Linked DNA regions of Mus musculus: all the other regions are linked to region 2. The links are chromatin loops, found by intact Hi-C in ENCODE. Cell type or tissue: heart. All regions are shown on one strand.

What was found. Hi-C counts contacts between places; a loop is a spot of excess contacts. Peaks named below come from ENCODE experiments on the same cell type or tissue, not always from the same donor. Only the 100,000 strongest peaks of a DNase experiment are listed, where the experiment ranks them.
Region 1: a loop joins it to region 2, with 7 times the contacts of the local background. A loop is called at or near these places in 7 of 42 quality-filtered maps.
Region 3: a loop joins it to region 2, with 4 times the contacts of the local background. A loop is called at or near these places in 3 of 42 quality-filtered maps.
Region 4: it touches region 2 in a loop (3-fold over the local background); 2 of 42 quality-filtered maps call a loop at or near these places.
Region 5: it touches region 2 in a loop (2.8-fold over the local background); 3 of 42 quality-filtered maps call a loop at or near these places.
Region 6: it touches region 2 in a loop (9-fold over the local background); 16 of 42 quality-filtered maps call a loop at or near these places.
Region 7: a loop joins it to region 2, with 4 times the contacts of the local background. A loop is called at or near these places in 4 of 42 quality-filtered maps.

Annotation. Positions count from the first base shown.
Region 1 is chr6:92,941,814-92,945,813 of GRCm38, reverse strand. It overlaps Adamts9 (a disintegrin-like and metallopeptidase (reprolysin type) with thrombospondin type 1 motif, 9), which reads left to right and starts at 2,280. Exons shown (of 40, transcript NM_175314.4): 1 at 2,280-2,773; 2 at 3,367-3,767. The coding sequence starts at 2,659. All of the region lies in intron 1 of 9530026P05Rik (RIKEN cDNA 9530026P05 gene), which reads right to left. In heart, CTCF peaks have their summits at 2,215 and 2,462; DNase peaks (open chromatin) are centred at 1,363, 2,193 and 3,583; H3K4me3 peaks cover 2,932 bases; H3K27ac peaks cover 2,723 bases.
Region 2 is chr6:93,541,858-93,545,857 of GRCm38, reverse strand. No RefSeq gene overlaps it. Among named protein-coding and RNA genes, the nearest start is that of Gm22312, 34 kb to the right of the region's middle. In heart, a CTCF peak has its summit at 2,384 (motif pointing right); no DNase peak of the experiment used is centred here.
Region 3 is chr6:93,148,538-93,152,537 of GRCm38, reverse strand. No RefSeq gene overlaps it. Among named protein-coding and RNA genes, the nearest start is that of Gm38863, 44 kb to the left of the region's middle. In heart, no CTCF peak of the experiment used is centred here; DNase peaks (open chromatin) are centred at 1,827 and 2,306; H3K27ac peaks cover 294 bases.
Region 4 is chr6:93,272,650-93,276,649 of GRCm38, reverse strand. No RefSeq gene overlaps it. Among named protein-coding and RNA genes, the nearest start is that of Gm46968, 40 kb to the left of the region's middle. In heart, no CTCF peak of the experiment used is centred here; a DNase peak (open chromatin) is centred at 2,319; H3K27ac peaks cover 1,665 bases.
Region 5 is chr6:93,064,329-93,068,328 of GRCm38, reverse strand. The region is part of intron 1 of 9530026P05Rik (RIKEN cDNA 9530026P05 gene); the gene reads right to left. Among named protein-coding and RNA genes, the nearest start is that of Adamts9, 120 kb to the right of the region's middle. In heart, no CTCF peak of the experiment used is centred here; DNase peaks (open chromatin) are centred at 1,918 and 2,768; H3K27ac peaks cover 1,256 bases.
Region 6 is chr6:92,785,742-92,789,741 of GRCm38, reverse strand. Adamts9 (a disintegrin-like and metallopeptidase (reprolysin type) with thrombospondin type 1 motif, 9) reads left to right here. Exons shown (of 40, transcript NM_175314.4): 38 at 2,792-2,896. It overlaps Gm52913 (a long non-coding RNA gene), which reads right to left and starts at 3,066. Exons shown (of 3, transcript XR_003956476.1): 1 at 2,706-3,066; 2 at 2,466-2,585; 3 at 1,812-2,038. In heart, a CTCF peak has its summit at 2,248 (motif pointing left); a DNase peak (open chromatin) is centred at 2,251; H3K4me3 peaks cover 1,032 bases; H3K27ac peaks cover 1,047 bases; H3K27me3 peaks cover 1,060 bases.
Region 7 is chr6:93,312,725-93,316,724 of GRCm38, reverse strand. It overlaps Gm46968 (a long non-coding RNA gene), which reads left to right and starts at 1,991. Exons shown (of 3, transcript XR_001785331.2): 1 at 1,991-2,243. In heart, no CTCF peak of the experiment used is centred here; a DNase peak (open chromatin) is centred at 1,854.

The DNA of each region.
Region 1 (4,000 bases), 600 kb after region 2:
GGTCACCCGCAGCTCAGGAGGTCACCCGCAGCTCAGGAGGTCACCCGCAGGTGCTTTGGTCCTTCTTTTCCCATCAGCTGCAAACAGAATCTGACCTTAACCTTTTAGAGGTAAAGCAAAGGAGTGAAGCTACACAGGAGAACATGTGTCCCTCCCTGTAGTAATTTCTTAAGATATTTTTAATTGCATGTATGTGCATATGTGTACAGGGGTTTGGGGGAGTGGCTAGAAGAAAGTGTGGGATCTCCTGAAACAAGTTACAAACAGCTGTAATCGTCCAAACGTGGGCAGCAGAAACCAAACTCAGGACCTGTCTCTGTAAAGGTAAGTGTTCCTTACCAAGGAGCTGTCTCTTCAGCCTCTCCTGTGGTAATGCCTGTGCAGTTAGCATCTCCTGATCAGGAGGTGTCTGAATTAAGATTGAGGAGTTCCCTGGTAGAAGATACTTTCAGAAGGGCTAGGCAGGTGAGTAACTGTGTAGAGGTGCTGTTACATCTCCACTGAAGTCAGTTCTTGTGGACTGATTTCCATGCTCAGCTTCTGGCAACTTCCAGGCACAATAATTCAGAGGGAGCTTTAGCACCTAATGAAGAGGAAGATGGCATGCTAGAAGAAACTCACTTTTGTGAGTTATTTGGAAGATTCAAGGTTTAAAGTCCCTTTTTAAAATTCGCTGGTTCTTTTGTTTGCTATTTTATTTTTACATTAAGACAGGGTCTCCTGTATGCTTTAGACTGGTCTAGATTTCTCCAACCTCCTCAATAGCGAGATTTCCGAGATCTCCAGTGCACATCCGCACAGGGATACCGGATGCCCAGCCTCTTCACAGTGGCAGTGGTGCCTAACCAATTGGATTAACAACATCTTTAGGAACTGGCAGACCTGCCAAGTCATTTTTCCGCTATCATCAGAACTGTATACATCATTGTTTCCAGGATGGGTGGCACTCCCAGCACACTGTTGGCTGGTCTCTACTGGCACTTTGATATTCTCAGTTCTGAGTGGCTGGCCAAGCAGCAGAGAACTCCGGTTCTAGGAAACTTGGGCGATTATAACTTTATTAGTCATATCAGTTACTGAAAATGCCCTTTCCTTTCCCTTTGAATTGGCGCATCCTCTCCTCTGAGAGCTAAGGAAGAAAGGTGCTTTTTTTAACTATCCATGATTTAACAATCTTCCCTCTTTACTTCCTCCCCCTTCTCCCTCTGTTCCTTTCTCCTTTTCTAGAGTTCTGACTTCCAAATGTCTATCTTCAACCCGAGGGAGATGATGGATAACTTGAACTATCTGCTTGGAGCCACTTCCCTGCTTGCATCCTCTCTAATTCTGAGAGCAAGCGGAAGTGACTGGAAATCCCTGGAGGTTCGAGTGCCTTCCCCGGGACCTATGGCCTCACAGTCCTTCCCTACTCCCTTCCCCTCAAATGTCGGGCAGAGTTGGGGGCTTCCAAGTCCCCACCCTCTCTAACCGCACAGTAAGCGTCTTAACCTTTTTTTGGGGGGGGGGGGGCTACAGAAACCTGTAGAGCTCTCGCCACAGGGACAGAGGTCCCGGGAAGACCCGGGTTTAAACAGTTGCGAAACTTTCAGAGAACTGCGGATCAGAAACACAACTAGAACTACTGGACTGAAATAGATCCCTGCCTTTAAAACTCTTGACTTGGGGCAATTAAGTAGAGTGGAGCTCAGGTGACAAATCTGGTTCATAGTGATCAAGTGTAGGACTAGGACGGCGCAAGGCTACTTTTTTTTTTTTTTTTCCTCTTGTAAGGAATGCCAAGTTGGGTGATGGAAAGAGACGGGGGCAGAATGAAGAGGACAGGCAGATACGGAGAAGTGGAGATGGCTCAGTAGAAAGCGGAGAAGGAAGAGACCATCAGAGAAAAGGGACATGGGCCCAAAGAGACCTACACCAAGACCTGGCGAGAGAGAGATTCCAAACCGGAGACCAAAGTAGGAAAGGGGAATCGGAGTGGGTGGCTGAGCGCCACCTCAGAGAGAGAGAACTTTCTCTGCTCTCCCTCCTTCTCAGGGAATCTCTGCTAACCCCACCTCGGGGAGGTGACGCGGACGGCCACCGATTGCTCCGGCACTGCCGGCGCCTCTGGCCTCCGCCTCCGGCAGCTGGAGGGGCCTAAAGCGGTGAGTCCTGGCACCCGCGGCCGAGGAGGGGACAGGATCTACAAGGAGGCGGGCCGCCTGCCCCGTTTTCTCCTCCCCTCTCCTCCTCCTGGAGGCGTGCACCTAGGGTATTTGAGCGCCCGCGGGGGCCCCCGCCCCCTGGCCCCCCATTCAAGAAGCGGCTCGGCTAACTCAGCCAGCAAAGGGCGCCCGGCGCGCCTCGGAGCGCACGTTCCGCGCCTTCTCCTGCCCGCAGGCTGGACATTATGCGGCCGAGCCGCCGAGCCCTAGTCCTCCGCCTCCTTCTCCTCCTCCTGCGGCCCGAGCGCCTCAGCTCACGGCAGGCGGCAGCGTTGCTCAGCGGAGCGCAGACGGGACCCTCTCTGCAGGACCTCAGCGACTCCTAAAGTCAAAAAGTTGGCGGCAGGGCGCCGGGGTTCCGCGCGCTCTCCAAGGCTGCTGCCTCGCGTCGCCGCCAGCCACCAAAGCCGGCAGGAGGGAGGGGGTGGGAGAAGCGGGGGGAGGGGTGAGGAGCACCATGCAGTTAGTATCCTGGGCCACACTGCTAACGCTCCTGGTGCCGGACCTGGTTGAGATGAGGAGCCCTGACTCCGCGGCGGCCGTGCGCAAGGACAGGCTGCACCCGAGGCAAGGTAACATGGCTCTGAACCCTGAAGCCCCCCCCCCACGCCCCCACACACTCCATCGCCACCTTCTTGAACACGCTCTGGGGCGGGCACCCCGCAGTAGAGGCCTCTCTCCTTTTCCTAGAAAGAATTACCTCTCCTTTCGGAACCTCTCCCTTCTCTGGGTCATCCTTAGTCAACTATTAGGGAAGGAAGCACTGCAAGAATTTTAGGGCCACCCCCACCCCCAGTCCTTTTTACCTGACTTTTTTTACCCTCCTTATCCCTTGACCCAAACCAGTCCTAATTAATAGCTTGGATCACCAGATAGCACACATTTTATTTTATTTAGGATATTTATCAGAATCTGTAATTATTTTATGTTTTTATATTTGTTCATTGTCTGACTTCAAATGCTGTAGTCTCGGCCCCTCACCTAGTTCTCGGCTGTTACTATTACAGTAGGCGCTCAACAAATATTTATCCAGTGGTGGAGCGTGAAGGAATTGACTCGAAGTGGCTGCGAAATAAATTAGGACAAAGCCCCCCATCTTCTTTTTAAATTAAAGCTTTCGGGGGAAATGACTGATTAGCTCACTTGCCTCTGTTTCTCCCTGCAGTGAAATTATTAGAGAGTCTGAGCGAATATGAGATCGCGTCTCCCATCCGAGTGAACCCCCTCGGGGAACCCTTTCCCACGAACGTGCACTTCAAAAGAAGGCGGCGAAGCATTAACTCTGCCTCTGACCCCTGGCCTGCCTTCGCCTCCTCTTCGTCTTCCTCTACCTCTTCCCAGGAGCACTACCGCCTCTCAGCCTTCGGCCAGCAGTTTCTATTTAATCTCACCGCCCATACCGGATTTATCGCTCCACTGTTCACTGTCACCCTCCTTGGAGAGCCAGGGGTAAACCAGACCAAGCTGTATTCCGAGGAGGAAATGGAACTTAGGCACTGTTTCTACAAAGGCCATGTCAATACCAAGTCCGAGCACACTGCGGTCATCAGCCTGTGCTCCGGAATGGTAAGTGGGCGCGTGCCCCTTCCCTCCTCCCCGCCTCCTCGTCTGCTTTTTTAAGACTTAATTGCACCCTAGTCTGAACCTACCGAGTCTATGCTCTGGCGTTAAATATCAACCCTGGCTTAGTTCTCGGGAATTGGGGGTCCACCAGCATAGTGTGTGCTCTTACACTCGAGAAGAGAAGAGTGTACACATCTGTCCCCCAGAGGGTCGTGTATCATTTGGAGCTGTCTTAG
Region 2 (4,000 bases):
GTCCTTGAAGAGTAGAAAATGCTTAATAACGTCCACCTGTCTTGGTTTTCCGTTATCATTGTCTCTGACAGCACCTGATGAGCTTTGGGAAGGGCAGAAAGGTGGTTGAAAGAGAAGAACACACACAGAACCGCAGAGCGCAGCCTCACACACCTCATGAGTGTGGCTAAAGTCAAAGCAGTGGCCTTAGGAGGAAGAGCCTTACTTTTGAAATGCTTGATGTCTGTTGCGTGTTTAACTAAAGTTATTTTAAACAACTCCAAGGATTTTATTTAAGTAATATTTCTGTGTGGTGTTTAGCTCAAAAGTCTTACTGTCCCTTAGTTTCATCCACCCACACATTCATTCTATCTATCTTATCTATCTTATCTATCTATCTATCTATCTATCTATCTATCTATCTATCTACCTACCTATCTATCTATCTATCTATCTATCTATCTATCTATCTATTTATCTAATCAGTCTATCTACCATTAACTCCCTCCCTCCCCCTCCCTTCTTTCTTAGAGTAGGGACAATAAGGAAATACAGAGAGAATGTGGGCAAAAGATGGGAGTGGAGAGATGGCTTCACAGAGTGCTCCCTGTGTTCCCCTGGAAACATTAAGGACTGAAGTTCAGAACCTCAGCACTCACTGGGTTGAATACTGAGACAGGGATACGCACAGCAACCTGAGGTTAGGCTAGCTAAGTGGATAAGCTCTGGGTTCACCTGGAGACCCTGTCTTACTAAGTAAAGAGTTATCAAAGAAGACACCTGCCATCAACCTTTAGTGCACACACACACACACACACACACACACATGAATCCCCCCAAATGGACACACACACAAAGGTATACACACACACACACACAAAATTAAAGATAAAAACTACCATAAAGCCTCTTTTTCACTCCGCTGGTTTTGTTTTCATTTTTAAAAGACCTGTACCTTTACAGGGCTGTGGATTTCCACAAAGTTTCCCCCACCCCCACTCTCCATGACTGATGAGCAGCCAGCAAGCTAGTGTGTCTGATGCACTCATCGGACCTGGTTTAGCACAAGGTCTGGTAGTTTAGGATAACTGGCATTTCCAAAGTCTTAGGTGAATCTGGGTTTCTAATCCTAGCAAAGAAAAGCAGAGATTCTGGTCCAGGTGGTCTGGACTGGTCTGGCAACAGGGCAACAGTGGAAACTCACCAGTAAACAAAGGGAGGCCTGAGAGATGAGAGCAAGAAGGGGGTGGGTAGAAACCAGGGACAGTTTGCTGTTGTTTGAGACAGGTTTTCACCTTGCAAACCATTCTTGCCTTGAACTTGTTATCTTCAGTCCCCACCTCCCAAGTGCTGGGCTTACTGGCCTGTGTCACTATGTCTGCCTCATGAACATTTTTATAGCCACCCTCCTTCCCCAGATGCCTATCTGCCTAATCTTCAGGCATCTGTTGCTGGCCAAAACAGTCATCTCTAAGATAACCCCAGAGGTGGATGCTGGGTCTAGAGGGTGAGAAGGCAGAGTCTCCCGCAGCTCTGTCTCTGGAAGACTGAGATAGTAGCCTGCAGACACCTGGGTTAGGTTTTTATTATGTTAACTTAGAGGTTGGCTTGCCTGCATCCTTTCTGCCTCAGTGACATCAAAGTTTGCTGAATCGGTTGTCTAGGCATTTCCCACTCCAGTGCTGTGTTGTGGCTAATCAAGAGAAAAATACTGGCTCCATTTCTGAGCCAGGAGTTAGGCTCAAAATACGGCGGTTTGTACCTGTTTTGAAGTTAAGTCCTGCCCTCTTCCTTATGAAAAAGATGTTTTTAAAAATAAAACCAAGGATTACTGACAATCAGTTTTAGGAGACACACTGTTCAGAGGTTTCTTGAGCATGCCGCTGTTCTAAAAAGTCTGGTCGCTCTTATTGGGTTTAGTTTTAGGTTGTGACCGGAGCTCCTAATTACACTCTGCAAACACGGAGCTATGGAACTGGAACTCAGCAGAAAAGTAATTACGGGGCTCGGGACTGATTGCTTTTCCCGTTAACCAGTCTATTGGAATCGCTAAGCCAGCTGTGGCAAGTCTATTTAATAACCTTCTTTTCATTTCCTGGTTTCTTACTCAGTTTCTCTTGCAGTCATCATTCCTGGGCAGCCTGGATTCATTGTTTGCTATTTCCGTCCATATGCTACTTTAAAATAATCACATGTGGGTTTATGTTTAAGTCGGCCCGTGTAGCTGGTTTCCATGGCCAGCAATTATCAGTTGTGAAAACCAATGGAATAAAGGAGTGAGCTATAGGACAGGAGGGGGAGTTAAGCTAGAAATATCCTCCAACAACACAGAGTTTACTGAGGTGCCAAAGGTATGTTTCACTTTTAATTAAAAGTAAACCTTTCCCCCACAGAGGCCCCTTGTGTGCTGAGGCACAAGAGGGCAGTGTTACGTTAAATTAAACTTTATGAAGATGTGATTAGTGGTAGAAGCCTGAAGGGACTGGATTCATCATAACCTTGGATATGAGACTTCTAGCGGTGATGAGAATGTGAACAGGCAGAGAAGGAGGGGATGGAGCCCATCTCCAGGGCTCAATAGTATTGATCATGACATTAACAAAGGAACTGTGATCTCTTCTGGGTAGGAAACCAGTTCTTTATACCCGAACCAGACCAGGGATTCTGCAGACCATGACTGCTCTAGAACACATTTAAATCACCTTTGGACTTTAGATGTCTTACTTAAAATTCACTATCCATCTAAACAAATGGCACAGGATGAAAAAAATGCTAAGAATGGGTGGTTGAGATGAGAAGCAGCAGCATCCAGCTTGGCATCTCAGGGCTTCAGGGCTGCCCTTGAGCATCTGGGAAGCTGAAGGTGTGTGTATTCAAGTGTTCATGCTAAGACACCATATTAGGCAGGGCTTTCTGCAGGAGCAGAACTGATAGAGTGGGTAGAGGTTAGAAAAGAGGATTTCCTGGAATGCTATGCATTAAAAGGGTTCAGTAGGCTGACAATGGCTGTGTACATGCTAGAGTGTCTGAGAACTCACTAACTTCTCAAAAATCTGGATGTCCTAATTGTTTCAATGCTTGAGGGTTGGAAAATTCCTGGGGAGCTCTCCAAGGGGCATGTCCCTTAATGGACTCGAGATTCTGTCAACCTGACAAGACCTACTATCGTATGTCCACCCGTTGTCAACTTGACACTCAATCACATCTCCTTAAGTTATGCTTATTTCCAAATGAAGAGAATAACAAAGGTATCATTCTACCTAAAATGATATACGTATCCAACATACAGCTGAACTATGCTAAATCATCGCCACCAGAACAGATGGCAAAGTTACCTGAAAAATGTTTAGTTTTTTTTTTAATGTCCCATACTTAGATATGATAATACAGTTAACAAAACAGAACTCCTGATATCATCTCAGTTGATGCTATAACATAGAAGGGGAATGGAAGAGGAAAGAAAACAAAAATATCTACTCAATATATGTGTATATATGAGTAAGCATATTCTTTTTTAAGAGATTTATTTATTTTATGTATATGAGTACACTGCTGCTCTCTTCAGACACACCAGAAGAAGGCATCAGATCCCATTACTGAGGGTTGCTGGGAATTGAATTCAGGACCTCTGGAGGAGCAGTCAGTGCTCTTGACCACTGAGCCACCTCTCCAGCCCTGAGTAAGCATTTTCTTAACAAAGTAGAACAGAAACATGTGATGACTGCAATCATGGTCTCTGTAACAGGTCGCATGGCCTAGAGCTGTGTTTATTGCTATCTTTATCTACTACTCATGTGTTTCCTCAACAAGCACCTTGGCTCTCTTTGTTCTTTACCTGGAGAGGTGACCAGCACCTTCATTCCAAATGGGTTTGAGCCATTCGTCATCCTGCCTGGATTGGTACATCCCATTGACTTGAATACCAGGCCATGCCAGCACCAAGAGATGCCCTAAAGCAGTGGTTTTCAACCTTCTTAATGCTACAACCCTTTATCCAGTTCCTCATGTTGTGGTGACCCAC
Region 3 (4,000 bases), 390 kb after region 2:
CTCAGCACATCAGAGAATTGTTTCACATAGTATTGATACTTGACTTTTAATTTTTTCCAACTTCAGGAGAAAAGGCCGTCTTAGTTTAAATAATGCTTCTTTAAGGAAAACTACAGAGAAATTACTGAGTCCCTGGAAACCAACTGGGTGCCACTGCTGTAGATTCAGGAGCTTTAAGTCTTAAGTCATTCTCAAGTCAAATTTTGTGGAAATGTCAGATTCCAGCAACCAAGAGACAAATCAGTCAACCATATCCACAGATATTATCACTGAATATACTCTGTGCTTCATGTCTTTCCTAGTGAGCCACTTCTGAAGATGAAGAAGACGAAGAAGACGAAGAAGACGAAGAAGACGAAGAAGACGAAGAAGACGAAGAAGACGAAGAAGACGAAGAAGAAGAAGAAGAAGAAGAAGAAGAAGAAGAAGAAGAAGAGGGGGAGGGGGAGGGGGAGGGGGAGGGGGAGGGGGAGGGGGGAGGGGGAAGGGGGAAGGGGAAGGGGAAGGGGGAAGGGGAAGGGGAAGGGGAAGGGGAAGGGGGAAAAAGAAGAAAAGGTGCTTAGCACTGGTTGTATTGCGTGACCAATGTTACATTCTTTTCGTTCTCAATAGATCTGACTCTTCTTTTCTTTGAGTATTGGTAATGCTCAGAAGACATTTTCAAACTCCTGACTTCCATCTCTAAGGACAGCTAAGAGAAAATGATCTGGAATAGGGATTTAGTAGAAAGATAAACAAACAAACAAACAAACAAAAAAAAAACCAACCAAACAACATCAGAATATTTAGCTTGGACTTCATATCAGAGAGAGGTTAAATAATATATATGGTCAAAGAAATATTCATCCAATAAATTCTACCTGTCAACATTATAAACATGGGGTTACAAGGAGCTAAAGGGATCTGCAACCCTATCGGTGGAACAACATTATGAACTAACCAGTACCCCGGAGCTCTTGACTCTAGCTGCATATGTATCAAAAGATGGCCTAGTCGGCCATCACTGGAAAGAGAGGCTCATTGGACACGCAAACTTTGCCCCAGTACAGGGGAATGCCAGGGCCAAAAAATGGGAGTGGGTGGGTAGGGGGTTGGGGGTGAGGGTACGGGGGACTTTTGGGATAGCATTGGAAATATAAATGAGGAAAATACCTAATTAAAAAAAATAAACATGGGGTTAAAAGCCCCAGTCCTGTATCTAGGAAGCAATGATAAAGCCAAGGGAATATAAACAAACCATCTGTTCCAACCTTCCTAGGAAATCCTCTAGGTCTACTTAGAATGGGATTGACAAGGCCTCATTGGGAGAGAAAAGACAAGAGAGAAAGCTCAAACTCTTCAAGTTGGCGCACACCATGTGGAGAAGATAAAGCATTAGAAATGTGATTAAGTTGACCCCTGGTTTTCTCTTCTGAATGAAGAAGACTATGGTGATTGTTCTTGCTGAGTAACAGCAAGGCCCGCCTCTAATCATGTTTCTTATGAAGCTTCAGAGGGTATGGAAAGAGATCAATCCTATCATGATATGGCATCCTTTTTTAAATTTGATTGATGCGGAAGAACATGGTTTGGGTCGAAGGCTTCAAAAAGCCTTCAAAATGCAGCCAAGCCATCCCCTTGGCCTCTGCAGGGCCCCTGAGTCATGGGCCTTAGGGTTTCTTTTTCTTTTTTCTTTTTCTTTCTAATCCTCCCTCTCTGGGTCCTGCATATGAATCAGAACACTTTGTACCATGGAGAAACAATATAAATAAATCATGTGATCAAATGACCTTTTTGAAATCACGTTTTGGCTGGACGATGCTTTTCACAGCTGTCTCTCTGCTCTGACTGCAGATGCCAGGGAGAATGTGTCTGACATCCAGTTGAAGCCAATTCATAGGAAGCTGAATTCAACACACTTCCTTTTCACATTTTTTTTTGGCAGTTTGAAAACACACACTGCCAGTGATCTGGCATGTGTGCAAATAATATCCTTATCTTTGGCCCTCAAAGTTGCTTCTGGAGAGAGGAAAGTGGTTCTAGGAGAAGGGGCCTGAGAACAGGATTCAGAGGAGATGGATTGTTTACTATTTATTGTATTTGTTTACTGGAGTCATTACAATAGCTGATAGCTGGTTGTCTGGGAATTGCTTACTGCAGTGGCATGTAAAGAAGAAAGTGACCTGAGAAGTGACATGGGAGTCCTCTTTTTTTGTTGTCCTTTCAAAAAAGTGTGACAGGTCTACATATGCCAGGAGATGAGACACCGATCCTGGGGGTGGGGGCAGGGCATGACATGAGTGTGGGGCCCATTTCTCCAGGTGTTAGGGGTTTGAGGAGGTATCTGACAGACTGTTCTGTTTGTCAACATTGCCTAATCCACATGTCAAACAACGTTTCCAGGACACGTCCTGTTTGTGTTCCTTTCCAGAAGGATTAGAATTAACAGATGCATTAGTCCCCAAAATGACTGGCGAGGCTGTTAGGGAGAAAAGCATGGCTAGCTGGCCTGCCTGCCTGCCTGCCTGCCTGCCTGTCTGCCTTCCCTCCTTCCATTCTTCTGCCCTTCCTTCCTTCCCTCCTTCTCTCCTCCCCTTCTGCCTTCTTTCCTTCCATTTTGTTATTAATCTGTTGCCTAATTTAGTTTTATCTGAGTTGTTATATGTCACTGGGAACAGAATAAGAAGTAGAAATTAAACATTTTCTCTCTGAAAGCATTTCTGAGAGAATGTTCCTGCCCCTTTCTTTCCTAGACACTCTAAGTTCTTCTGGAAGGATAGAAGGAATAAGTTATAACTTAAAAGCAAGAAGCATCTACTCTCCTCCTCCTCTCTAGGTGACCTGTGTGTGAATCCTGCCTGGAAGCTAAGCCCTCTCCTTTCCCCTAACTTTCCTTGTGACTTCTCTCTGGTCCCCTCCCTTGGCTCGCTCAGCTCTTCCCCTTCTCAGTCCTTCTGGTACTCTTTATCTTCTCTTTTCTCTTCCACCCACTTCTAATCTTCCTCCTCCTCCTTCTTCCTCTCTCTCTCTTTCTCTCTCTCCCTCTCTCTCTTTCTCATCATGACAGCTTCCATATCTAGTTTACTCACTTACTCACTTTCTAACACAGGAATTGGGTTTGGAGTTTTCCTTGGAATCCTAGCCCAGATTCAGTGCACTGAGTTAGCTGTGGAAAGGGGATGGAGCCCACTCCTCCCACTCCTGCCCCTGCATGTCTTTTTGACCACTAAGATGAATACCTGGGGATCCATCCCATAAACAACCACCAAACCCAGACACTAATGCAAAAAGATTTTGCTGATAGGAGCCTGATATAGCTGTCTCCTGAGAGGCTCTGCCAGTGCCTGACAAATACAGAAGTGGATGCTCACAGCCATCCATTGGACGGAGCACAGGGTCCCCAATGAAGGAGCTAGAGAAAGTACCTAAGGAGCTGAAGGGGTTTGCAGTCCTCTAGGAGGAACAACAATATGAACTAACCAGTACCCCCAGAGCTCCCTGGGGCTAAACCACCAATCAAAGAAAACACACAGAGGGACTTGTGGCTCTAGCTAGCTGGTGCTCTAGTAGCAGAGCATGGCTGAGTCGGCCGAATCAATGGGAGGAGAGGCCCTTGGTCCTGTGAAGGTTCTATGCCCCAGTATAAAGGAATGCCAGGGCCAGGATGAGGGAATGGGTGGGTTGGGGAGCAGGGGGAGGGGGCAGGGGATAGGAGATTTTCAGAGGGGAAACTAGGAAAGGGGATAGCATTTGAAATATAAATGAAGAAAATATCTAATTTTAAAAAAAGATGGACATTCAGCTCATTGTGGGCCAGTTCTACCAGAGATTGTTGTAAAATCTACAAGGAACTAAAAAAAGGTAAAATTAAGCAAAGTCTTGAAAATTGTGTTAGCCACATCTCAGTGCTCCAACTTTCCTTTGAAAAACAACAAAATGCTTCTGTTGTTTTGAGGTCGTCAAACAAAATAGGTGTACATCGTTTTGTTTACAGTTTAAAATTTGTTTATTCTTCAAATGG
Region 4 (4,000 bases), 270 kb after region 2:
CATTAAATAAATGCATGGGATACATCTATATGAGAATATGCCTATGTAATTTTAAAAGGTTTAAGTCTTCCTGCAGTCATTCCAGTCACTGTTCCCTGTGCCCAGTACTGTGTTTTCTCCCTTCTTGAGGTTATTTTTGCCCCCCACTCTGGAGACCTGGGAGCCATGTGAGCCCATGTGTCTTTACATATACACGGTGAGCTTACCACTTTAAGTGTGTTACAGTTGCCCTCAGATTACAGAAAATGGGGGCAGGACAACTTAGAGCCAAACAACAGGCTCTAGAGCCTATGTCCTTGACTTGTGCTGATCTTAAGAGATGCCCTGGAAAGAATGAATCAGGTAAGTTTTGTTGTGAGAGCTCTCTAACAAACACATCTCTCTGAGTATTATGGGGAATAGGAGGGGGTTCCTACAGAAAAAAAATCCTTTTTATTAAAACCAAGAGGCTGGGTGTGTAGACTAGAAAGAATAAATTATCTGAATGGAATAAAAGAAATAAGAAAAGAGGTTGCCACCGGGCAGTGATGGTGCAGGCCTTTAATCCCAGCACTCGGGAGGCAGAGGCAGGCAGATTTCTGAATTTGAGGCCTGCCTGGTCTACAGAGTGAGTTCCAGGACAGCCAGGGCTACACAGAGAAACCCTGTCTCAAAAAACCCAAAAAAGAAAAAAAGAAAAGAGGTTGCCACCACTCCCTCCCCTCCCTTCTCTTCTTCCTTCCATCCTTCCTGCCTTTTGCCTTCCTTTATCCACCTCCTTTCCCCTCATTTTTCTTCTCCCATTCGCAAGCCCATAGAGAATACCCTTCATGAACCCGCAACTAGATCTTAATTTCTTACTTAAGAGAATAATTGGGTATTCCTTGATAACTATAATGTTTAAAAAGCACTGGTAGTAAAGGCAATTGCTTCCTAAGGACAGTTATTTTTGGTGGCACTAGGAATCAAATCCAGGACCTGGCCTATGCTAAACTAGTGTTCTACATGGAGCTACATCCCCAGTCCCTCCCCTGCAGCTATTTTTGTTGAGAAGCTCTATAACATTTCGCAAGACATAGCCAAAGTTTGGGTGGCTAGCTTAAAATACACCAAAATTTTCCAAATTGTTGCTGCTACTATAAATCCAAAGTGCAGCTGAGATTTCAAGGCTGACCTTACTGTTCTAAAAAATGCAGAAGGGGAGTAGGAGCCTGTTTCTGTGGAGGGTTTTGAATTATCCTCATCATCTAATATTCATGCTATAAAAACTCTACAAAAAATGCTATTTCCTAAATAAATGTCAAGAGTCTAGATGGCATTCAGTGAATGATTCTAAGAAGAGTGCAAACAGTGTTTCCTTAATTAAAAGCAAGCAAAAAAAGATGGCTAATTAAATGTCATCATGTGAAAGGGAATGAGTGGGAGAAAGAGAGAGCTCCAGGGGAGACCATGTCAGAGAATGCCTCCGACTCTCACGCGAGCCCGCACGGACGACTGGGAGATACCTGCCCCAACTGCTGTAAAGCCAGGTCCAGCAATGCTAGAATATTACCAAAAACTGAGCTCCCAGGGGGAAAGGCCTAAAGTACGCATCCATCCATCCATCCATTCATTTCGACCTCCCTCGGTATTTCCCTAGTGAGATAAGATCTCACTCCGTAGGCCAGGTTGGCCTGGAATTCATGATGTTCCTACGTCCAATTGCTGAATTATAGGTATGTGCCACCATGCTCAGTCTTAGCGTCTTCTGGAAACCAAAATAGTGAACGGGAATCTATGCTGTTATTATTCAAAAACCAGCAAACTGCTGGGCCACTGTGTCTTCCGTGCTGAGGAATTGCTAAGCACACTACTGGACACTATTTCACCAGGTAAAGTTGTGTAGAGCGCCAATACATCATTTTATTTATTTATTTATTTATTACCAGACATTGGTATGACTGCTCTCATCCCTATTTTGAATCAGAACAGTTATTTCACATGAAGTAATGGGTGGGCAGGCAGTACCCCACCAATTTAGCATTCCAAAGCTTCCAAGTGTTAGCCTGAGCCTAGCTTGTTAGGGCTGCCTTGGCCCAGACCCTAACAGCTCCAATAGTAGGATACAATTCGCCTTCCTGGCCTAAATTGGCTTTGAACCACAGGACTGGAACACTGCCTGCCCACCACAGGTACACTGCCTGCTGGCGATTCACTTTGTCATGACTCTGCACGCTCTGTGCCTCGTTCTGTACCATCACTCCTCAGGATATTTCTCCCCAGGTTGAAAACACACACCCTACTTCCAGCATCTGCTTCAAGTTTCCTGGATGGCCCGGTAATGTGTTTGTTTAACTCACTTAGCGTTGGACTATAGATTTTGCCAGTGGCCCTTGGCACACCGGCCTCAGGATGTTTGTTTTTCTAAGTTCTGCCTTATCTTACTTCCTCTGGAAAAGCCTCACTTTTCACAGCTTGGCTGAAGCTTGAGCCAGCAACTCTCCTGAGCCCTGCCTAGAGCGTTTGCCTGAGTGGGAGGCTAAATGATCTGCAGTTTGGAAATCATGAGCACTTTGCCATGTAGTGTTTCATCCGAAGGCGAGATGAACAGCCTGAGAGTGTGGCTGAGACGCTGAGACTGCATGAGCAGCAGGCTTCGTTTCTGTCCGCTCCATTTTTTCTCACCAGTGCCTGGAAGTTAGCTGAAGTTTAGAAAGTCTCATACATGGGATGCACTTGGATTGCTTGTTAAAATTCAAGTTCCCAGCTCAATATCCTCTGAGAGTCCAACTTAAAACAGCTGGAAGGGCCTGGGCCAATTATTAATTAATTCATAATTGTTTCACTACTTTTGGGCCGTGTTTTTAATTGAAATATCCCTCTACTGGTCATCGTGACGAAATATTTTCTAGATCGTGATGGGAGAAACCTTCGTGAAGCACTGGGAATCTGCCATTTGAGCATCTCCTATCTTGTTCTGAATCCAATGTTAGCTCACTGATCACCCGAGTAAGTGATCCGAACCCTTTGTCTTCAAGTACGGACAGAAGTTAAGGTTGCGTAAAGGTCTGGTGGATTTGGCACACCATGTCAACGAAGAGTAGTTCTAATTTTTATATTGTTTTCCCAAAAGCATCACAGGGGAAATGAAGACAGTTTTAAATGTGCAGAGAGCAGGCCTAGAAACCAAGGCCACATGCACAGAGGCTGAAGTCTGAACAACAGAGTGAAACTGCCTTTCTCTGTCTGCCATTTCTGGTGATCTATAGAGCGTGCCTCTTCTTGGCTTGGGAGTGTCTTGAGCTTCTTTTAGCAGTCTCTGCTTCTTCATGGACGGGAGCTTCTAAACGCCTAGGTTAGCATGGCCAATTCTCTCCATATGCTCCTCAAACCTCCTTGCTGATTTCTAACTTGATGTCTGTCTTCCTGCTAGAGGCTAAATTCCGATAAGGGGTGGGATCTAGTTGCCCGCTCCTGTCCTTATTCCCGGGCTTTGGAAGAGGAGCCTCGCATATAACCTTTGTGGATACAAGTTAGGACGTACTTTTTAGAAAGTCATTAGTGCTGTCCAGCTTGGGGAGAGAAAGCCTACACACCTCAGCCTGCCTGCCACAGGACGCTCATTCAAATGGACAGTGTGAATGTCCTTCCAGTGAACTTATTTATTTCTAATATTTTTTTCCAGCCAGCCAAAAAGTTTTCTGCAACATCTGAAGGCAATATCAGGCCATTTTATTAAAGAAGGGCAAAACCCATAATGAATGTAAAGAGTTAGACAAATCACACACGAAAACCCCAGATAACAACATCAATTTTTGTTAGTTTTCCATGAACCAGCTGAAGGGGCGATCTAAATGATGCATTGCTGCAGCCCATCGGGCCTCTCATGGATGGCAAGAAAAATTAGTGGGGTACAGACCACATTATTCTATTTACCAATCCTTGAAGCTTTTTTGTGTCTCAAGTCTTTCCCGTTCCTCACATGGAAACATCTTACATCAGTGTTAACATCTCACAGAGAAAAGGTGATTCACCGGGTGAT
Region 5 (4,000 bases), 480 kb after region 2:
TTTAAAAAAAAATTATTGGGTCTGCTACTGAAATATGCTTTCTACCACCCCTGTGCTTCACCTTAGTCTTCATGACTTCAACAAGAAGGTGACTCTGACTCACTGTCAAAGCTTTGATCCTTGCTCTAATGGCCATTTTATATGACAAATTTACATGATGTCCCGGAGGCAGTGATGGGTCCTGAACAGTTGAGAAAGGAAATTTGGAAGTCATCAACACCTTTCAGTCTGTTTCACGAAGCACATTATGAAAAGTCAAATTTGCCTACAGTGAGTGCCTACTTCCTCAAATCTGCCTCCATTTCAGGAACTATAAGAGATAAGGCCACGACCTTGATCTTTCCAAAGATTTTTTTCACAGATGCTTTTGCCTGTGTTCTCTATTCCAGGCACAGTGAACACTGCTAACAACATTCTAGTGAGGATGAAGACGAAAAGAATAACATTACCAGTAGCAACCAACTTTCACAGGTCAGCTACCGTGCTAGCTGGACTACTCCTTCAGCCATCCAGTCACACTGGGGTAAACACAAGAAGCACCCATGTCCTCATTATACTTGACAATTAAAGTGGTCAAATCACTACCTAAGGCCAGCACATGTCAGAGGTGAGGTCTGAAGCCTGGGATATGATCTTAAATTTTGATTTCTTTAATCAATTTAAAAATCTTATTTTGGCATCACCAGAAACAAAACGACAGTCCCACAATAGTCTACACAAAGCATTTGCTGATGTAAGCATGTTCTTATTTCTGAACCTGGAACAGAACCGAGGAACTTGATATAGTTTTAACAAAATATATTAGTAAGATGCTCCAAATGTCATAACACACATAAGAGGACATTCTATTCCTTAGGTTGGGAGGGTGATGGAGACTTACTTATAGAGGGTATTTTCAGAAGGACTTAAAGACTAAGAGCCTGCCAGACAGAAACTAAAGGAAGTACGCCAAAGACCACACAGACAACAATAAAAGTCTGCAGTATTCTGACAAAATAAATGCCTAGCCTCGATCGCTAATCCTAATGATTTAAGTGAACTGAAATCACTTACAGGTTTTTTTTTTTCCTTCAACAAACTAAGGAGGCAGCCAAGTCCTGGGGCTTCTGTTGAGCTGAAAATTTGCATTTCTAGTGAATTCTCATGTGCAGCTTTGGACTACTCTTTGCTGAGAGCCTGTGCCCCAAACCAAAGACCTGTCTGGAACCCCCCACTGCTAGTGTGTATACAGGAGGGAGATGCCAGGGTCACCAAGCCCTGCTCCGAATTTCCCAGAAGACCTGAGGGTTTTTTTGCCTGCTAGGAGCGGTAGTGAAATTTTACTGTTGGTTTTGGGAGCAATTAATACTGAAGCTGTCCAGTGGGAGGAAATAGGAAACCACAGCTTGAGGCTGAGTGGAGAGAACCTAGGATTTTATGGTGTTTCTGTCCCCTCCGTGCCCCTATTCACAGGCGGGTGAGGGCCTGCGGCAAGAGCATTTAGAAACACTAGTTCTTTTGTTGTGGGAGTGAGGAGGGTGTCCGATTTGCAGGGAAACGATGTTTTCACAATTCCTCCTCCAATTTTGAGGCTGGGTCTGCTGACGACAGCTTAGTTTGTGTGTTTGTCTCAAAGGTGCTTCTGCTGACCTCAGCACCCAGCCCGGAGTAAGGAGGGACAGGCAGGAATCCTAGCTGGGAATGAGAGGAGCAAGGCAAAAGTGGGCTCTGTGGATGCAGCTGGGACAAATGAGAGCCTTGGGAAATCCTTCCACTTCTAATTCAATTTCTATGCTTAGTTCTTATTTTCCAGGACGGAAAAAAATCTAGACTCCGAAAGGTCAGCTTCCAATTGTAGACTCTCCCTCTCAGACCACACCCACCGGCTCCCACAAACCCCGGCAGCTCTGAAGGTCACTGCCCAAGAACCGAGGAACAGGAAGAAGCAAGCGCACGGAGTCCTTGTTGTCTTCTTTCCACCAGATTGCTTTGCTAGCTGACAGTAATCAGCTGTGCTAACATTCCGGGCATGTCCCCTCTGCACCCGCCATACTTGGCATGGAGGAAAGGGAAAGAAAGACAGGCATTGGCTTCTAGAGACCAGGAAAAGAGATGAAAGCAAGGCGTTCAGGTTCTGTGTTTCATCTCTGTGTTCATTTGCTGTTATAGTGCCTTGTGGCTCTGCAGGAGTCTTGTGGGAATTTCTAGAAATCTAGTTGGCAGTGCTCCTAGTTACTACACCATTATGTCCCAGAGACACTTAATTCAGGATATTCGTTGTCATACTGTTGACCAAGAAAGAAGAGCCTGACAATTATCTAGAAAAGAAATACTACCAGAGACAGCACGATCTTGGCTCCTCTTCACTGGACACTGAGACTGTTATTCCCCAGATTACAGTGATCCACACTTTCTTTGAGAGTTGGAGTATTTTTTGTCATCGTGTCTATTTCACACAAGAACACAATTAGAGGAGGTTTCCTCAACAGAAGAAGCTGATTAAGTTCACAGATTTATTGTGAAACCATTTGGGAGTCATGGAAAATGAGTTTCACTGCTAAGCTTTTCTTGCTTTAAGTAAAGAGAAAAAAAAAAGGCAAACTGCACCTTGAATTCTCCATCTATAACAGATCATAAAATACCCATAGCCTTCCATGTAATTTACTCATCTCAAGAGAGATGCTGAATGCTTCTTCCAGTCTCTTAGTACTTTCCCAAGAGTTCAGCGATTTTACAGGATACAGCGGGGGATTCTGACCCTGCAGTAGGGTAGGCCAGACAGTGGCAAACTGCCAGGATACATGTCACAATAGAAGGCTGTACTTTGCACAACTTGCAAACTAGTGGGTGGGAGAGCCTTGTTTTATTTGAGTCCCGGGAACGATGCTGTAAATAGGACTGATGTAAACAGAATCCATTTTCAATAGCAACGAAGACCGCATTAATGATGATGCACTTTTGACCCAAATGCCCAAAGTCCTGGAGAAAGAGTCAGAAGCCATACTTCAAAATCCTTGCTTTAATGAAGGTTTCAACACACACAGTTTCAATGTTCATTTATCAAACACATATCTCATGCATGTTTCTTCAGATCTTGGGATTTTAGGGTGGTAAATTTCAATGGTGTTCCATGCCCTGTGCCCCTTCATCCAGAACACTTAACAACCGAATAGAAGAGAACAGGTCATAAAACTGTTCCTGATTTAGGCAGGTTTTGTTTATTTTAAATAAACAAAATTTCAAGAATGCCGAGATAAGCATTATCTCATTTGCTACACAAGCAGTTGAGAGTTGGACTGGTTTGTTGGAATGGACAGTTAAAAGTGCAAGTTGATTTCAAATCTGCTCTCATCATCAAGTCTACGATCAGGTGGTTTATGCCTGCCTGGTGTCACTCTAGATAACATCTCCCCAACACCAGACTGTTGTTTTCCCATCTTCCTGGGCCTCTCCTTCCATAATCATTTCAAGCATACTTTCTAGGATACCCATCCATATTTTTGATGGATACACAAAAATGTAAGGGAACAGGCTGTTGCAGGGTTTGTAGTCTACCTTTGGCAAAGGAAGCTTATTCTGCAAAATTAAAGCACATCAAATTCATGATAAAATGATATTCAGAGCACCCTGGGTTTGACGAGATCTAGATATCCTCCTCCTCCTCCATCTTTTTAAAGTATAAAACTATAATCCAGAAATACAAGTAGAGCTCTAACATGAGAGCATAGACGAACGAGTCTGGCTGCCTCCTGGTCAGCACTCTGTACGGGCTGCCAAGGTCAGGACAGCACTGATGCAGAGGCAGAGAGCAGAGAGCAATAACACAAGGAACATGATCCAGAGCTGAAACCCAGAGGGTCAGAAGCTTGCTGACAGATACACAGACGCAGTAACTCCTCACTCACTTTCCATAATACAGAATCCGAGACGTAGATTTCTCATATCACTGGGATCTTACAAAGTTGTATAATAGGAGAAAGAGGCATGGGAGGAGGCAAGGAGCAATCCTGAATCTGTCTGC
Region 6 (4,000 bases), 760 kb after region 2:
CCAGTCTACGCAAAACACCTTGGTATTGAGGCCACTCAGTGTAAGGACTACTAACATCTACACAGTATGGTCATTTAAAATATCTAATAATACTTCTTATTCTCTGCCAGGTAAAGGTCTAGATACAGAATAAGGAGGTCTTCCATCCCATAACCTCCTTTTCAAAAATTCATGCTTAGCCATTTTATGGGTGGGCTGGGCAAGGGAGCCACTTGTCTACTGTCCCTGAAGCAGATGCAGGAAAGGCTGTTGTGGAATGGATCCATCCTTTACACACATGCGCACACACACACACACACACACACACACACATACACACACACATGCACACACACATGCACACACATACACACACATGCACACACACACACACACATGCACACATACACACACATGCACACACATACACACACACATGCGCGCACACACACACACACACACACACACACACACATTCATGTCTCACTTGCAGCAGTTTGGACCTCAAGGACCAGGGCAGGATAGCTCTGAGGGGGAAGGGGAGCTGTCCTGTTACAGGCAGCCCCATGGAGTTCTTAGTGTCTCCCTGTTGCATATGCCCCTGCCACAGGATGGGGTCTGTAGACATTGCCACATTTCTTCCGAAGATGCATCACCCTCACCAGGACCACTGACTGGTCACTCTGTGGGCGGAAACCCTCTTTCCCATGTCATGTTTGTGGTGCCTTAGCTCCGGAGGGATCTGGGAATCTGATCCTTTCCTCTTTATGAAACTGGCAGGGAGAAAGAAACCCCAAGCCCCATCTCCTTCACAGTCAGCTATTGGATAGATCACAGGGCTCCCAATGGAGGAGCTAGAGAAAGCACCCAAGGAGCTAAGGGGATCTGCAACCCTATAGGTGGAACAACATTATGAACTAACCAGTACCTCGGAGCTCTTGTCTCTAGCTGCATATGTATCAGAAGATGGCCTAGTCGGCCATCATTAGAAAGAGAGGCCCATTGGACACGCTAACTTTATATGCCCCAGTACAGGGGAACACCAGGGCCAAAAAGTGGGAGTGGGTGGGAGGGTATGGGGGACTTTTGGGATAGCATTGGAAATGTAAATGAGGAAAATACCTAATAAAAAGTATATAAAAAAAAAGTTTCATCTGAAGACCTAAGATGTGCTATTTACTGGAAAAGCCTATCAACTGTCAGAGACATGTTACTACTAATAGCTGATATACATAGATAAAGTAATACTGAGCCCCTCCCCTAAATAATTATCATTAAACCTAGGCAAAGAAAACAAGAATTTATTGTGAAACAATTAGAAAATGCAGGACCAGAAAACACAGAAGCGATGCTTGTATTTTTGTTACAGATACCAGTATTTCTACTAAGTATCAACAACATGAGATTTTATTTACTTATTTATTTCTTCTAAGTGTTGTTTTAAGGCAGTGTTTCCCTAGGTAATGCAGGTGACTTGGATCTGACTGTCATCCTCCTGTCTCAGTCTCCTGAGCATTGATATCGTAGGCAGGGACCACCACACCCAATTTATTCATGTCTAATTTTATTTATTCCCATTACTACAGTAAGTGAAGGAAGTATATACTTTACCTTGCATTTTAAAAATGGACAAACTTGCGCCGGGCATGGTGGCGCATACCTTTAATCCCAGCACTTGGGAGGCAGAGGCAGGCAGATTTCTGAGTTCGAGGCCTGCCTGGTCTACAAAGTGAGTTCCAGGACAGCCAGGGCTATACAGAGAAACACTGTCTCGAAAAACAAACAAACAAACAAATAAATAAAAATGGACAAACTGAGGTTCTGAAAGGCTGAAATCTCTCTCTCTCTCTCTCTCTCTCTCTCTCTCTCTTTCCTAATCATTGTTGAAGGAGTTAACGCTTTCATACTAGGATTTGGCTCTGAGTGGCAGCTCTCCATTATCTCTTTGTTTTAACTTTTGTCAAAGTTGTGGGTTCTCAGTTCTGGAGAAAGTAATCCTGAGAGCACGCATGTTCAGGGTCACAGAACGTTCTCAGCTCAGAACCCGCCAGTGTTGGATCTGGTTTTGAAAGAGAGGAGAGACCGTTTCAGGATGTCTCTACTGCAGGGACTCCTTAGAGATAAATATCATTATCAAAGGCCCAGACCACACACCCTTGTGGCCTTTGGGAATTCTGTTCCTGAACTAAGACTGGCGGGGCGGAGGGGGGCGGGGAACAGCCTTAGATGTGCTGGGAGTGGGCTCTATCTTCAGCAGGCGATGCGCGCCCTCTTCTGGCTGCTTTTGGAAACGCGCCTCTGCTTTGAACTCACACCCAGCGGTGCTTGGTACAAAGTGTGCTTGCTCTTCGCCCCAGGGAACTGGAAGCGGGGGGGGGGGGGGGGGGGAGGGGGGAACTTTGGCAGCTAGATCTTGTTAGAAAAATTACACTGCGGCATTTTGGTCCTGAAGGAATCTGATAATTGTGAGCAACAATCAGGGTTACCGTGCTACGGAGGCCGGCTGGAGGAAGCTCTGAGAGAGGATTTAGAAGTCAGTAAAGATGACCTGAGGGCTTTCTGTGTTCAGGAGGGAGTCGATCGGCTGTGATCCTGGGTTTCACCGCCTGTAAACAAAATCCCTACCTAGAAATCATGAATGTAAGGCGCCTAGCTCTGACAACGGAACAACAAAATACCTTCAACGATTAGCGGCCATCAAAATTAATTAACACCTTTCTGCTTACCAAAGTGCCTTTGAATGTGTGTCAGCTCTGCCTTGGTTGGTATGTCACATGGGCTGAAAGTCTTTTGTGTTGGCTTTGTGTTCCAGGGGCGCTTTAGCATCAACCTTTATGGGACTGGGCTGTCTTTAACGGAGTCTGCCAGATGGACGTCACAAGGGAATTACGCTGTTTCGGACATCAAGAAGTCTCCGGTAAGGCTGCGTATTGCTTGGAGGATGGCTCTTGGGGGAGTGGCTGTGTACCGAAGGAGCAGAGCAGGTGTGCTTTCCCATTCACCAAACTTTTGTTTGTTTGTTTTTCCAAAGTGGCAGAGAGAAAATTTAGGACACAAATACGGGAAGGGATTTAGAAGTGGGTGAAGCAGGAGAGACTCACTTCACCTGGTTGAAGCTTGTCCCACCTAGTAAATGCAAAGCCATCCAAGCACCTGGAAAGCCTACTGAATTAAAAGAGGAAGGGGGGCAGGGCTCTAGGATACACACAGCTCAAATATCTTAACTAACCAAACGCAACTCACCTATGTGAACCTCGACAAATGATGGTTTGGTTTGGTTTGTTCTGCCCAGAAACAATTGCAATTCCAATAGGAAGAGGTTATGGGGTGATATTTTCTGGGAAGTTAGGAATACAATAATCCACTTTGTTCTGGCCACCCTGAACCCAGTGCATTTTAGCATGTCTGCAACCGCAGAGCGTGTTGGAAGACAGGTGCTTGGATCCTGGTCTTCTGGGTCCAATTCTGTAGTTGAGCAAGCCCCAAGTGGTTGATAAACACAGCCCAGCCCAAGAATCACGCACCCCGTGGAGCTACCAGGGAAGTTTACATGTACCCCTAGGCCCCCTGACTAGGTTCAGGGGATGCAAACCTCTGGGGCTGTGTCTCCATGGTGATTCTGAAGGGTGATGGGGCAGAAACTCCTCCTTAAAGCCCTTCCACTGAGTTCTCAGGCCACCGCAGCATCTGGTCTCCTGGAGATATGGGACTTTTCCCAGTTCCTGTTCAAGCCCTGTGCACGTGGGAAGAAAAGAGAGAGGGGGAAGAAAGGAGGTCTGAGTCCAGAATAATGGGGTGGGATGAGTGCGGCTACCTGGTTAGAACTGCAGGGTAGAATGTCAGGTCACCTGGGAGGTGGTTTTATACTATTCCTTTGAGCTTGTATGGGATATTTACATATTTTTAGACAGTCTGTTCCCACGTATGGGGTACACCGCTGTAACTTCAGCACTGGGGAAGCTGAGCAGGAGAGCCTTCCGTTCAAGGTAAACGTGGACTACACAGCTAGACCCTGTCTCCT
Region 7 (4,000 bases), 230 kb after region 2:
GCCTAGTCTCAAAGATCCCTTCATTATTACGGGAGATGGGTTTCTTTCTATCATCAAGGATCATTCAATGACCAGGTTGCAGAAAATATGATGTTTATTTTAAGTTGGGATTGCACCAGCCACCTGCCATGTTTTCTGTTCTGGGGTCTGCAATAACCATTAAGAAAGGTTGTTTATTCCACAAAAAGGTGTGCAGAGTTGACAAATCAATAAAATTTATTCCCGGTGCTGATGTATTTTGGATGGGTCTGAAACAACATTCAGCAATTTTCACCTAGAAAATACTCTCCATACTATATTACCCTCAGGAATGTAGAGCCAAAAGCAATCTGAGATGGTGGCTATGGCTGAGCACATCAAATGTACTAACCCATTTTGTCTTGGGTTTGGCATGGGTAAGATGTTGGCTGTAGCTGTCACCAGAGCAATATTTTGACTTTATGGTTGTTTGGGAACTTGAGCCTTGCAGTTTAACATGTTTGGATTGGAAAACACAGGCTTTGCTTACTCCTAACTCCAGGGAAGCTGCTGCAGATGAGCAATAGTGACTTGGCATTTTCAGACATTTTACCGATAACTAACATTCTGATCTCCATCACCTTTCCTTTAAAAATCGACCCACTAAGCCTGGTGCATGTGGCGCATGCCCGTAACCCCAGTGCCCAGGAGAGAGAAACAGAAGAAGCATTGTTAGGAGCCATCCTTGGCTACAAGATGAGTTTGAGACTAGTCTGGGCTGTACAGGAGCTAGTCTGAAAATAAAATGTGCAACTATTTTCAGAAAGTTATATAACCATGTTCTAAATCAGTAAACTGATAATAATAGCTTCATATGAATAAACCTGTGGGAATAATAATGGTAATAAGACATATGACCTTTAGAGTAGAGGCTGCCATTTAATAAATGCTCCAATACATGTATAGAATTTTATAAAAAATATTGCCATACATGAGCACATGAGTGGGCAAATGTAATCGAGGCAGGGGAGGGTAGCATCCACCTTCCATGTGCATATGTGGAGGTCAGAGTACAGCTCAGGTCCTCTCTTTCCACTCAGCCAGTCAGACTCAGTAAATAGCACTCTTACCTGCTAAGTCATTTCGCCAGCCTTAACTATATCTAAATTTATTTTAGATTTTGTTGCATGTACATAATTTTAAACTAAGCATTGTTATGGTTTAAAGATCCAGCTGCGAAGACGGCTCAACTGGTCAAGTACTTGTCTTTCTAGTACAACCTAAACTCAGCCTTCAGAACCATCTATAAAGTCAGGTTAAATCTTAATCCCAGAAAGGAGGTGACAAAGAAGAGGATGCCTGGAGCACACTGGCCTGCTGGTCAAGCCTACTTGGTGAGTTCCAGCCAATGAGAGACTGTCTCAAAAAGAAAAGCTACATGAAGAATGACTTCAGAAGATGACCTTTAACCTCTACATGTATGTATACACATGTACACATGCAGCTGCGGAAAAACACACACACTTAATTAATTAAGATGCAACAAATCACAACGAATGGCTAGAACCTTTGTAGCCTACTGCCTTTAGAACCACAAAGTGTATATATACCCTTAGCATAAAATGGTCTGATCAAACATATTTAGAAGGAAACCCCTGTTAAGGATATAGCTCAGTAATGTGGTGTTTGCTTAGCCTGCACAAAGCTGTGAGTTCAATCCCCATGGCTGCAAAAAGAAGGCCCCCATCCAGTAAATGATGCCGGAATCCAGTGCTTGGCTAATCAAGGTTATGTGTGTGTCACAATGAACATTCCTTAGGAGCTACGAAAGAGCCAGAGTTCCTTAGGTACATAAAAGTGTCCTTGCAAACACAATGGGCTCAGTAAAACAATAAGCAGGAGGCTAGGAAACATCTTCTAAGGAAGGCATGTCCTTTTTCCTCAGGTCTCCATGCCACCAGTGTTAGCTGACCTCAGAGTTAATAACAGCCCTGCTGTTTCCGTGTCGCTCTTCTTAGAGGCGTGTCTGTCAGGGAGGGAAAGCATTCTCTTGCTGCCAAAGATAGCTGTTTTTCTTGGGTCAGACCAAGTGCCTTTTTGCTGAGCTTCAGAATTCAGAGTGATTAATTTACTGAAAGTTCTAGAGGGTCAATTATGTGGGATCCCCTATACTTGGAGAGGTGGAGGTGAAGATTGCTTTTGGAGAAAGACAATTGCCTCGCTATCTATACTGCTTTGCAGAACAGCCGGAATCAAGACAAACAAAAGATGCTGGTGAGAGAAAGGTAGTTTCACTCTTGATTTATTGAGATTATCATGACCTTCAAAGAGTCAGTAGGCTTGGATAAATAAGGATGTAGTATTTTTAAACTTCAGAATATGGGTTTTTTTTTTTTTCCTTTCCACTTGAAAGCCAAAAGTTGAAGGCTGAGTGTTTGCTAGAGCTCTGGTTCTCCCACTTATGAAACATGATTGGGACGTATTTCTCTGTCTACTCTAGCTTCAGCAGGATATGATAAGATTCCTTCCTACGAGGTTTGTGGCAGGATTTAGAAACAAACAGGTGCACATTGAGCATCCATACCTTTCTCAGGGATGCTTCTGTTGCTGTTAACCTACTGACAGGAGCCGGACGAATACTGTGCAGAAAGCGTGTGAGGTTATCATCTAGTTTACAATGCACACCAAGCTGCAGAGAGTCTATGGATGGATAGTACGCTCTCCTCTAGATTGTCAACGTGCCTGCTCTTTCCTATTTTAAGCTACGAGTCAAGGCTAAACTCAGCAGGATGGCAGTTTGAAATCAATTGGTTTTGATCTTAGCTCTTAGTCTTTTGCTAAGTACTTGGATATTATCTGTTGGCACAATACATGTTCATTGTTCTGTGATTTCCATGAGGGAACCAGTAAACCAGGCTTTTCTCCCATTTAGCATGGTTTGTCTACAAATGTGATCCTAAACAAAGCTATCTACATCTCTCTTTGCATCGCACTCTTATTTTCTAACTTGTATTGTTACCTGCTTTTCTTTCAACTGCAGTAAAAGTGTGATAGAATGAAGTTACAAGAAGCAAATTCAGTGAACTTTGTGTGTGTGTGTGTGGTAAGAATATGATGTTGACCAAACAAACAAGGCACAATGCATGCTTGTCTTAGTTGGGGTTTCCATTGCTGTAAATAGACACCATGAGCAAGGTCACTCTCATAAAGGCAAATATTAGGGGTTATGGGACTGTTCGGATGGCTTATCTGATCCTGATTTAACTTTGGTATTTGGTGTCTGTCTAGAAAACTGTCCATTTTATCCAGATTTTCCAGTTATGTTGAGTATAGGCTTTTGTAGTGGAATTTGGTGATTTTTTGAATTTCCTCAGTTTCTGTTGTTATATCTGTCTTTTCATTACTAATTTTGTTAATTTGGATACTGTCTCTGTGCCCTCTGGTTAGTCTGGCTAAGGGTTTATCTATTTTGTTGATTTTCTCAAAGAACCAGCTCCTGGTTTGGTTGATTCTTTGTACAGTTCTTTTTGTTTCTACTAGGTTGATTTCAGACCTGAGTTAGATTATTTCCTGCTGTTTACTCCTCTTGGGTATATTTGTTTCTTTTGCTCTAGAGCAGGTATGCTGTCAAGCTGCTAGTGTATGCTCTTTCCAGTTTCTTTTTGGAGGCACTCAGAGCTATGAGTTTTCCTCTTAGCACTGCTTTCATTGGGAAAAGATCTTTACCAATCCTACATCCAATAGATGTACAATATTCAATATGTACAAAGAACTGAAGAAGTTAGACTCCAGAGTCAAACCCTAATAAAAAATGGGGAACAGAGCTAAACAGAGAATTCACAACTGAAGAAACTTGAAGGGCTGAGAAGTACTTGAAGAAATGTTCAGCATCCTTAGTCATTAGAGAAATGCAAATCAAAACAACCCTGAGATTCCAGCTCACACCAGTCAGAATGGCTAAGACCAAAAACTCAGGTGACAACAAATGCTGGTGAGGATGTGAAAAAAGAGGAACACTCCTCCATTGTTGGTGGGATTGCAA